Regions from separate parts of the Homo sapiens genome. Here region 2 is linked to region 1. A link is a contact called in ENCODE Hi-C or POLR2A ChIA-PET data. All regions are on one chromosome and are shown on one strand. The core of a region is the stretch at or near the end of the contact, and the rest is flanking DNA. Distances in the headings are between cores, read along the strand shown.

Region 1 (4,241 bases), core at 897-3,396:
CCTCTGACAGCTTGGGGTCTCCACAGTGGAGGACAAACCGTGCAGACAACCCAACCTGCCAAACCCGGATGTTCCTTGATTTTAAAGATACCTAGCAGGGGAGAAAAAAAGGTTGGCTGGAGAAAATTAAGTTTCACAAAACTCAGAACAGATAGCAGATAGTGGGAGTGGAGATCCCACATTGAATGTGGACATTGCGGAAGTTGAACATTAAATGTTCATTCCCACCTTTTGATGTTGATGGGGAAGAGTTGCAACACCTCCAGGGTTGTCCTGCTGATGGTGGCTGCGAATGATTTGCCTTGACAATAGCTGAAGAACAACATCTGCAACACGTGGGAGTAGTACACGGACACACCACCGCCCGCCACCTGGCTGTTACTGTCCTGCTGGCACAAAGACACATATTTGCAGTAATTCATGTTGCCTTGGCTACCAACTTCCGGTTTATACTGGTTATTATTTTCAATCATGATCAGGTGCTCTCATACTCTAAGCATGAGATCCCTGTGGGTAAATCTTACAAAGACCCTGAGAAAAATGGAACTTGAAGTTGAATTAATTTAGCCCTAAAGGATAAGAGAGTTTGCTATTAGGTAGAAAGTTAGATGGAAAAACAAAGAAAAAGAAAAAAAGATCCAGTTAGATGAAGTCCACAGAAAAATGTTATAAAAGAACAAAGAAAAAAGAATAGAGGAGTTGCTAAATAATTAAATCCGGAATAGAAGGAAATAGCAACATGTGCTCTAACCTTCAGGTCCTCATGATTGATTTCCAACACATTAGTGACATAGAAGGGTCCCTGCTGGGCACTGCTGGCCTCTTCCATAAGCTGAGTATAGATGTACCCAGCCGAAGACATTATAACAATGATGTTCTTTCCCTCCTCATTGAAAAGGAAGGTAACATCTCTTATCTTTGAGCTTGGCAGGAGAAAATAGAAGGTTGGACTCAAGGCATCAACACACAGGTCATAAATCTGCAGGATGGAAGAAAAATTAAATAAGGGAAATCTATCTCAGTCCCATCCCCCAAATATCTTAGTGAATCCAAATAGCCGGAACTGACCAATAACAGGCATTCATTCTCCATTCAGTAAAAAAATGGAGTGTTAGGCACTGGTCTTATAAAGATGAACAGAACACCTTTCACTCTCCTTCAAGGAATGAGTAGGGGACAGACATACATAAATAAATTCTGAAACAAGTATGGTAATAGGTGTGCACTTGGTACAGTGAGGGTAGAACCAGAATCAATTCCCTATTGCCTAAAGACAGAAAGCTCCTACTCAGCAACATAGCAAAAGTGACAAAATATGGCTTGTTATCATTTTTAGAGACAGGGTCTTGCTCTATCACCCAGATTGGAGTGGAGTGGCGTGGCATGATCACAGCTCACTGCACCCTTGAACTAAGCCTCAAGTAATTCTCCACCTCAGCCTTCCAAGTAGCTGGTACTACAGGTGAAAGTCATGGCACCCAGCTGATTTTTTTAACTCCTGGGAGAAGCTAGCACATAGTGATTCTGGATTTAAAAGTAGAAAAATTCTAGGACCATATCATCAAAGAACTGTAACTGTACCTTAACAAAGTCTGCGGTGACAATTGCTAACTCGGTCTGTGAACCAGGTAACCACACGGCTTTGATGATGAAGTTCCCCGTTGCCAACTGAGGGTGCAAAACCAAGTGATCCGAAACAGAGCCTGAGCTACTAAAGGTGAGCACATGACAGTCCTGGACAATGTTTAAGAAACAAAATGGTGAAAAGATGATCTGAAAAGTGGGCTAATTCATTTCAGAGTAATGACGTTCCCTTTTTTCCTCTAATATCCCCTGCCTTCAGACAGTATTTAGACTGTCTAGTAACATTCAGGTTTCATGAACACAAAGATTACTTCCAATATTGGAGAAATCTGAAAGATCTGGGAGAAATTCAAAGAAAAATTCCTTTTGCATTTCAGTAGGTTTTAAATTTTAATCTCCACAACGAATAAGAAAAAGTAGTTCTGAGAACAGGGGAGAGAAAATGACTAGAATCCACAGCTCAAGGCAATCAAACCTAGATCCGGATTTTTACCTTTAGCCCACAAACCGCCAAGTAGTCTTCCTTGCAGGGATTTCCTGTGAGGCTCAACACAGTAAAAGGAACTGGGGCAGAAGCCAAGCGGGTCAGAGTTAACTTCCTTTTGCTGGAATCTGCTTGCTTCAGGAGTGCAGAGAGCTGCAGAACGGTGATCTGCAAAGGAACAATGACTAATTTATTCCTACTCCTGGTCCTCTCAGAGAAGTCAAAGCAAGTAACAAAAACTCTTTCAATAGGGATAACAGGTTGCACACTTTTTTCTTTACAGATAAGTCTAGTAGAAAATCCTAGATCAGTATTAGTCTCTATTACTCCTGGCTAAAAGCTATGGAATGTATTTCCATGGAGGACAGAACAGGTAAGTAATGAAAACAATTTCTCTTTATATAGTTCACAAAATAGTTTAAGAATACCTACGTACCACTGTCCTTTTCTAGTTTTCTAGGAAACTGTTTTTAAAATGATTTTAGAGTTGTTTGAAGGACTATCCATATTTTCACTTAAAATAAAAGTTAAAACAACATTAGTGGTGATGGAGAGGCCAGAATACAGAAAAGTGTGAGTTAAGATACCTAGCACTCTTCCAACTTCTACTAGCTCTATAACACAATACAAACTTACTTATGTGCTTAACAGAGCTGGGATGGCACGGCAGCACTACATAAGCAACACTGAGTGTTCCTATGAAAACTTTTGTCTCTCAGCTTATGCCCGCCAGAGTGACCAAACAGGGCAAGACTGGGAGCCAAGCCGTCCTCGGTAACTGCTAATCATTACTTTTTCCTGAGGGCTTTGAAGAATACGTTTTGAGTGGAAATTTACTAATTAGGAACAGTCCTAGTCATACCAGCTCTAGGTCTAATCAAATCAATTCAGGGTTCAAGTATTTGAAAAGCTCAACAAGATCTGTCCCTGAAGCATTCTTAGAACGCAGTGGACTTTTTCCCACAGAGGGCTAATCCGAATGTGGTCATCAATTTGTTTTGCTTAGCATTTAAGACAATATGACCTAAAGTAAGCGCACAAGAATTGGAGGACCCACCTTGCCCTTCTCATGGCTGACAGCCAAATGTTGGCGGCGCCCATGGGGAGAGGAGAGCACACACATAGCCACCCGCCTGAGCACATGAGCACTGATCAGCTGCCGGATGGTCTGGCCCTGGTCTCCACTGTAATTCATCCGCACATTCTCAAAGGCACCTTCCTGGGACCCTAAGGTGGGAACCTGGCAAAGAAGGAAGCAGAGAAAGTGGGCAGTAATGAGGCAAATAAAATCAAGTGGATTCACGCACTATTCATGTGCCTGAGACACTGCACAATTCAGTCATTCAAAAGCAGTGATTTCGGCCTCCAAACCGTGGATGGCTGTGTAAATGTGTTAAAGTTATTATCAATCCATTAAGAATAACATAGTAAATGTTTTCATAAAGCTAAACTTAAATACAAAGTACTGGTCTTTTAAAAAAATGTTAAAATGTCCAATCTCTTACAAATTGTGGTGACAGATGACATTTGTTTTCATTGATCTAACCTGGCAACATAAAAATCAGCAACTTTATGGGCCCCCAACCCAAGTATTTTTTCACTTCATCTTTAATATCTAAAAACCAATGCTCTAAAAGTGTGACTGATTTTACGACTTCTTTTAATTCCAAGAGTATCAAATAAAACCGTGACTCATTTTTTTTTTTGAGACAAGGTTTCTCTCTGTCACCCAGGTTGGAGTTCAGTGGTGAGTGCAGTGATGTGATATCAGCTCACTACAGCCTCGAATTCCCCGGTTCAGGCAATCCTCCTGCCTCAGCCTCCCAGGTAGCTGAGACCACAGGCATGCACCACCATGTCTGGCTAATTATTTTTGTATATTTTTTATAGAGACAGGGTTTCACCATGTTGCCCAGGATGGTCCCGAACTCCTCTGGTCAAGTGATTTGCCCACCTCAGCCTCCCAAAGTGTGGGGATTACAGGCATGAGCCACTGCACCTGGCAAAAACTGTGACTGATTTTAATAAAATGCCAGAATATATATGGGTATGTATGTGTATATTTCCAACTGACTATTATTCCCTTAAAAATAGCCAACTTTGGCTGGGCACAGTGGCTCACACCTATAATCCCAGCACTTTGGGAGGCTGAGGTGGACAAATCACTTGAGCA
Region 2 (4,241 bases), core at 566-3,065, 95 kb after region 1:
GAGCCCAGGTGTTCAAGACCAGCCTGGGCAACATGGCAAAACCCCGTCTCTACAAAAAATACAAAGAAACTGGAGAGGTGTGCACCAGTAGTCCCAGCTACTCAGGAGGCTGAGCTGGGAGGGTCACTTGAACCTGCAAGGTCAAAGCTGCAGTGAGCCATGATAGTACTGTACTCCAGCCTGGGCTACAGAATGAGTCCCTGTCTCAAAAAATTTTAAAAAGTCTTGGCTGGGCGCAGTGGCTCCCACCTGTAATTCCAACACTTTGGGAGGCCTAGGCGGGTGGATTACCTGAGATCGGGAGTTTGAGACCAGCCTGACCAACATGGAGAAACCCTGTCTCTACCAAAAATACAAAAATTAGCTGGGTGTGGTGGCGCATGCCTGTAATCCCAGCTACTCGGGAGGCTGAGGCAGGAGAATCGCTTGAACCCCAGAGGCGGAGGTTGTGGTGAGCCATGAGATCGCGCCATTACACTCCAGCCTGGGCAACAAGAGCAAAACTGTCTCAAAAAAAAAAAAAAAAAAAAAAAAAAAAAGTCTTAAACAGAGTCCTTTTCCCCCCTCATCAGCCTAACCTGGCCCTGGGCTCAGAGCAGAGCTGCCCAAGACACTAAGCAGTTAGGAAATGCCATTCATTCATTCATTCATTCATGAAAATAAAATTAAGAAAATTGCATATATCAAGTATTCTGCAAAATTAGATACACATATCACCCGATATATATGTGTAACATACACATATGACATTGTGAACAGTTGTGCACATCATTAAAAATGTAACATGTTTTATTTGTCACACTGTCTGGCATAACAGGTACTCAACATATATGCGAATCAACTTTTCCAAGACAGAAAATACTTCAGAGGAGGAGAAATCTGACCTGGGCCCTGAAGAATAAAGTGTAAATAGCAATAATAACAGATAACGCTTAATGACTGCATTCAATGAGCCAGGCATTGTGCTAAGTAATTTAATGGGATTGTCTCATTCATTCTCACAAGTACTGTAAGAGATAACGGACTGTTAGTAAACCCATTCTACAGACAAAGAAACCAAGGCACAGAGTGGTTAAGTCACTTTCCCCAAGATCACACAAGTCTTAACTAGTAAAATTCAAACAAAAGCAAGCTACTCCAGGGCCTTAAGGAAGACGTGGGTGGGTGAATGAATGAATGAGTGAATGGCATATTCTAGCTGCTTAGTGTTTTGGGCAATCCTGCTGTGAGCCCAGGGCCAGACTAGGTTGATGAGAGGGGAAAAGGACTCAGTTTAGGACTTTTAAGACGAAAGCTCCTGTTCACTTGCCTACAAGACACCAATTCGAGTAGGAATTAAAGTTCACTGACAGCTTGGCGACCTCTGACACCTGGTAGACCAGAAACCTCACAGTCAAAAAAATCGAACCTGACGAGGGAGGACGGGATCAGTGATCTCTGACCGGCACCCCAAGCATTCCTGGATGGCAGGGCCGGCTTACACGCAAGGATCAGCTTAGAATGACCCCTAACACTTGGTTTAAGGCTCTGCTTCCAACGACTTTAAATCCTTAATAATTTTTTAACAAGGGGCCCCACGTTTTCATTTTGTACTGGGTCCTGCAAATTATGCGGCCAATCCTGTTAAGTGACAACCTTTAGCAGGTAGGAGACAGGTACTGGGGAAACAGCCACTTATCTCTCGAATATGTTCCACACGTACGCACCAATCAAACTTGCCCACTTGGTCTTCGTAGACCGCGGCCGCAGGAATCAGCAGCGTAGCCCAAAGCCAGAAACGAGAAGCCCACTCAGCCGCCATGATGCGAGCGCATGCACCACCCACCGCCGTCCCGGCATGCACCGCGCCGCGGGCTCCGCCTCCGCGGGACCACAGAGCTGGGATAGCGCGCGAGGCCCTCGGTCGGACGGGACGCTCGGGATTCAGGGACTGCCTCGGCACACGGGAAGTTGCCCTACAGGCGCGGGAGAAAGCGCAGGCGGCGGCTTGGCAGGGAGAGGCAGGCTGCAGTGCACATTGGGTCAGGCACACGCGAGGGGCAGCCCCCGAGGGCCGTCCCAGAGTCCCCCGCGCCGCCGGGGTCCTAACGGGGTGCACCGTCTTCCGCCGCACGTGGATTCAGCGCGATGCCCAAATCCAAGCGCGACAAGAAAGGTGGGCGAAGGGGGAGTCGGGACCCTGGGGGGAGCTCCGTGGGCTGGCTACCCAGCCTGCGGTGAGGGCTTCGGGGCGGCGGGGGCGCAGATTGGAACGCCAGGACATCCTCGAGGTGTTCCGCTGCCTCGCTGCGAGCTGGAATGGGGGCTTCGGGGCTGTAAAACCGCCAGAGGTGGCTGACGCCCGGTCGGGTCTGGGGAGCGGAGACTCGTTTTGCCTAGTTTCAGGTGCTCTTGCAAGGCCAACTGGGTCGGGAGGCAGCTCCTGAACACCGCCCCCGGCTATGCCTGCTGCCGTTTCGGCCCACTTTTCCCAACTTCGGCCCTTTCTCATCTTCCTGCGCTCCCGCCACCCTGGCTGCCTTTCCCTTCTTTCAGCACAGGTTTGTTCCCGTGTCTGGCGTTGTGTGTCTGCGGTTGTTTCTGCCTGGCATGCTTACATCTTCGTATGGTTTGCGCCTTCTTAGTTGTCAGTTAATAGGATCCCTCTGAGACAGGGTCTCGCTCTGTTGCCCAGGCTGGAGTGCAGTGGCGCGATCGTAACACTGCAGGCCGGATGCGGTGGCTCACGCCTGTAATCCCAGCACTCTGGGAGGCCGAGGCGGGCGAATCATCTGAGGTCGGGAGTTCCCGACCAGCCTGGCCAATATGGTGAAACCCCTTTTCTACTAAAAATACTAAAAATTAGATGGGCATGGTGGCAGGTGCCTGTAATCCCAGCTACTTGGGAGACTGAGGCGGGAGAATCGCTTGAATCCGGGAGGCGGAGGTTGCAATGAGCCGAGATCGCTCCACTGTACTGCAGCCTGGGCACGACAGAGCGAGACTCCGTCTCAAAAATAAATAAATAAAATAAGTCACTGCAGCCTTGACCTCCTTGGCTTAAGCGATCCTCCCACCTCAACCTCCCGAGTAGCTGAGACTACAGGCGCACGCCACCACACCCAGCTAGGTTTTTTTTGTTTATTTTTTATAGAGAAGACTCAGTGTGTTGCCAAGCTGGTCTCGAACACCTGGGCTCCAACCACCCTCCCTGAGTGCTGGGATTACAGGCGTGAGCCACTACACCCGACTTGCGCACCTCTTAAGAGACCGTTTTTGACCACCTTTGCTGTGGTGGCCTCTCTCTTAACCCGGCTCCCTGGAATATTCAAAAATATTTAGGGGTCTGGCACTTTCTAGGCGTTAGAGGATACAGCAGTCACAAGGAAAGCCTATTTCTTATCGAGCCTAACGTTTTAGGAGAAACATATTCCGCAAAATGCTAAAAATCAGATTGAAAATGGGGTGAAGAGATGTTGATATTTTGTATAGTGTGGTCGGGAAAGGTCTCACTGATGAAGTGACAAATGAGCAGAAAATAAAGAAAGGAAGCGAGCAACCTGTGGAATTGAGCAGCTGTGGAATTATCTGGGAGAATGCTGTTCCAAGTAGAGGGAACCTGAAGTGAAAAGGCTCTGAAATGGGAGCAGATATGACGTGTTTGGGACAAGAGGCCAGTGAGGCTGGAGCAGAAGGAGCCAAATAGAGTTTGGGGAGGGAGTTAGGCAGAGAGGGCAGGACTTCCTCGGCCTTGGCAAGGCATTGGCTTTCCTGCCCAGGTGAAGTGAGTAGCAGAGGACCCATGTGATTTACCTTTACTTATGAAGGGTCACTCTGGTTGCCTTGGTGAGAATAGTTGGGGAAGACAGGGCAGAGGGCAGGAATGGAAGCAGTGAGACCAGCATTAATCCAAGACAGGGTGATGCTGGCTTGAGCCAAAGGTATAACAGTGGAAATGATGGGAAGTGGCCCGCTATATTTCGTTTGCCCTCCTCTGCTCCACTTACCATTGACTGATGTCATTGTCTTTGTCTGTGTGGTACCTAGTTAAGAGGGGCTGAGTGCGGGCAGGTTAAAGAAGAGAGGCCTGGGTCCCTTTGTGAAGGCGCCCGGGGCTTTGCAGTTGGAGTTCTGTTAAGTGTTTCTGGAACGATTTGATTCTGTGGAGGGGCCTGGGTCAGGTCTGGCAAATGCCAAACTCTGTGGGTAGAGGGCAAATTGGGCCCCAGCCATTTTTACAGTAGAGGTACATGTTCCTCCCC

Evidence for each region. A loop is a pair of places that touch in the nucleus more often than their neighbours do. ChIA-PET counts read pairs that join two places held with the same protein, here RNA polymerase II (POLR2A). Pooled maps may share reads with other maps.
Region 2: a loop to region 1 is called in a map of GM12878, with 2.6 times the contacts of the local background. The contact joins the promoter of EMC1 here to the enhancer-like site in region 1. A Hi-C loop is called at or near these places in 5 of 168 maps with a recorded cell type or tissue (GM12878, IMR-90, astrocyte of the cerebellum and 2 more), 10 of 37 single-sample maps with no recorded cell type and 10 of 50 pooled maps. POLR2A ChIA-PET finds 5 or more read pairs at or near these places in 9 of 52 experiments (CD8-positive, alpha-beta memory T cell, HEK293, OCI-LY7 and 6 more).

What each region holds. Positions count from the first base shown.
Region 1 is chr1:19,154,690-19,158,930 of GRCh38, forward strand. UBR4 (ubiquitin protein ligase E3 component n-recognin 4) reads right to left here. Exons shown (of 106, transcript NM_020765.3): 40 at 3,126-3,308; 41 at 2,078-2,236; 42 at 1,582-1,734; 43 at 752-979; 44 at 229-386. Among named protein-coding and RNA genes, the nearest start is that of UBR4, 53 kb to the right of the region's middle. RefSeq lists an enhancer at 1,334-2,533. Within about 2 kb of position 2,147, at least 5 of the 41 ENCODE cell types and tissues checked have a DNase peak (open chromatin) inside an H3K27ac peak, as active enhancers do.
Region 2 is chr1:19,249,709-19,253,949 of GRCh38, forward strand. EMC1 (ER membrane protein complex subunit 1) reads right to left here and starts at 1,816. Exons shown (of 23, transcript NM_015047.3): 1 at 1,707-1,816. The coding sequence starts at 1,801. It overlaps MRTO4 (MRT4 homolog, ribosome maturation factor), which reads left to right and starts at 2,097. Exons shown (of 8, transcript NM_016183.4): 1 at 2,097-2,155. The coding sequence starts at 2,128. RefSeq lists enhancers at 1,729-2,234, 4,051-4,241.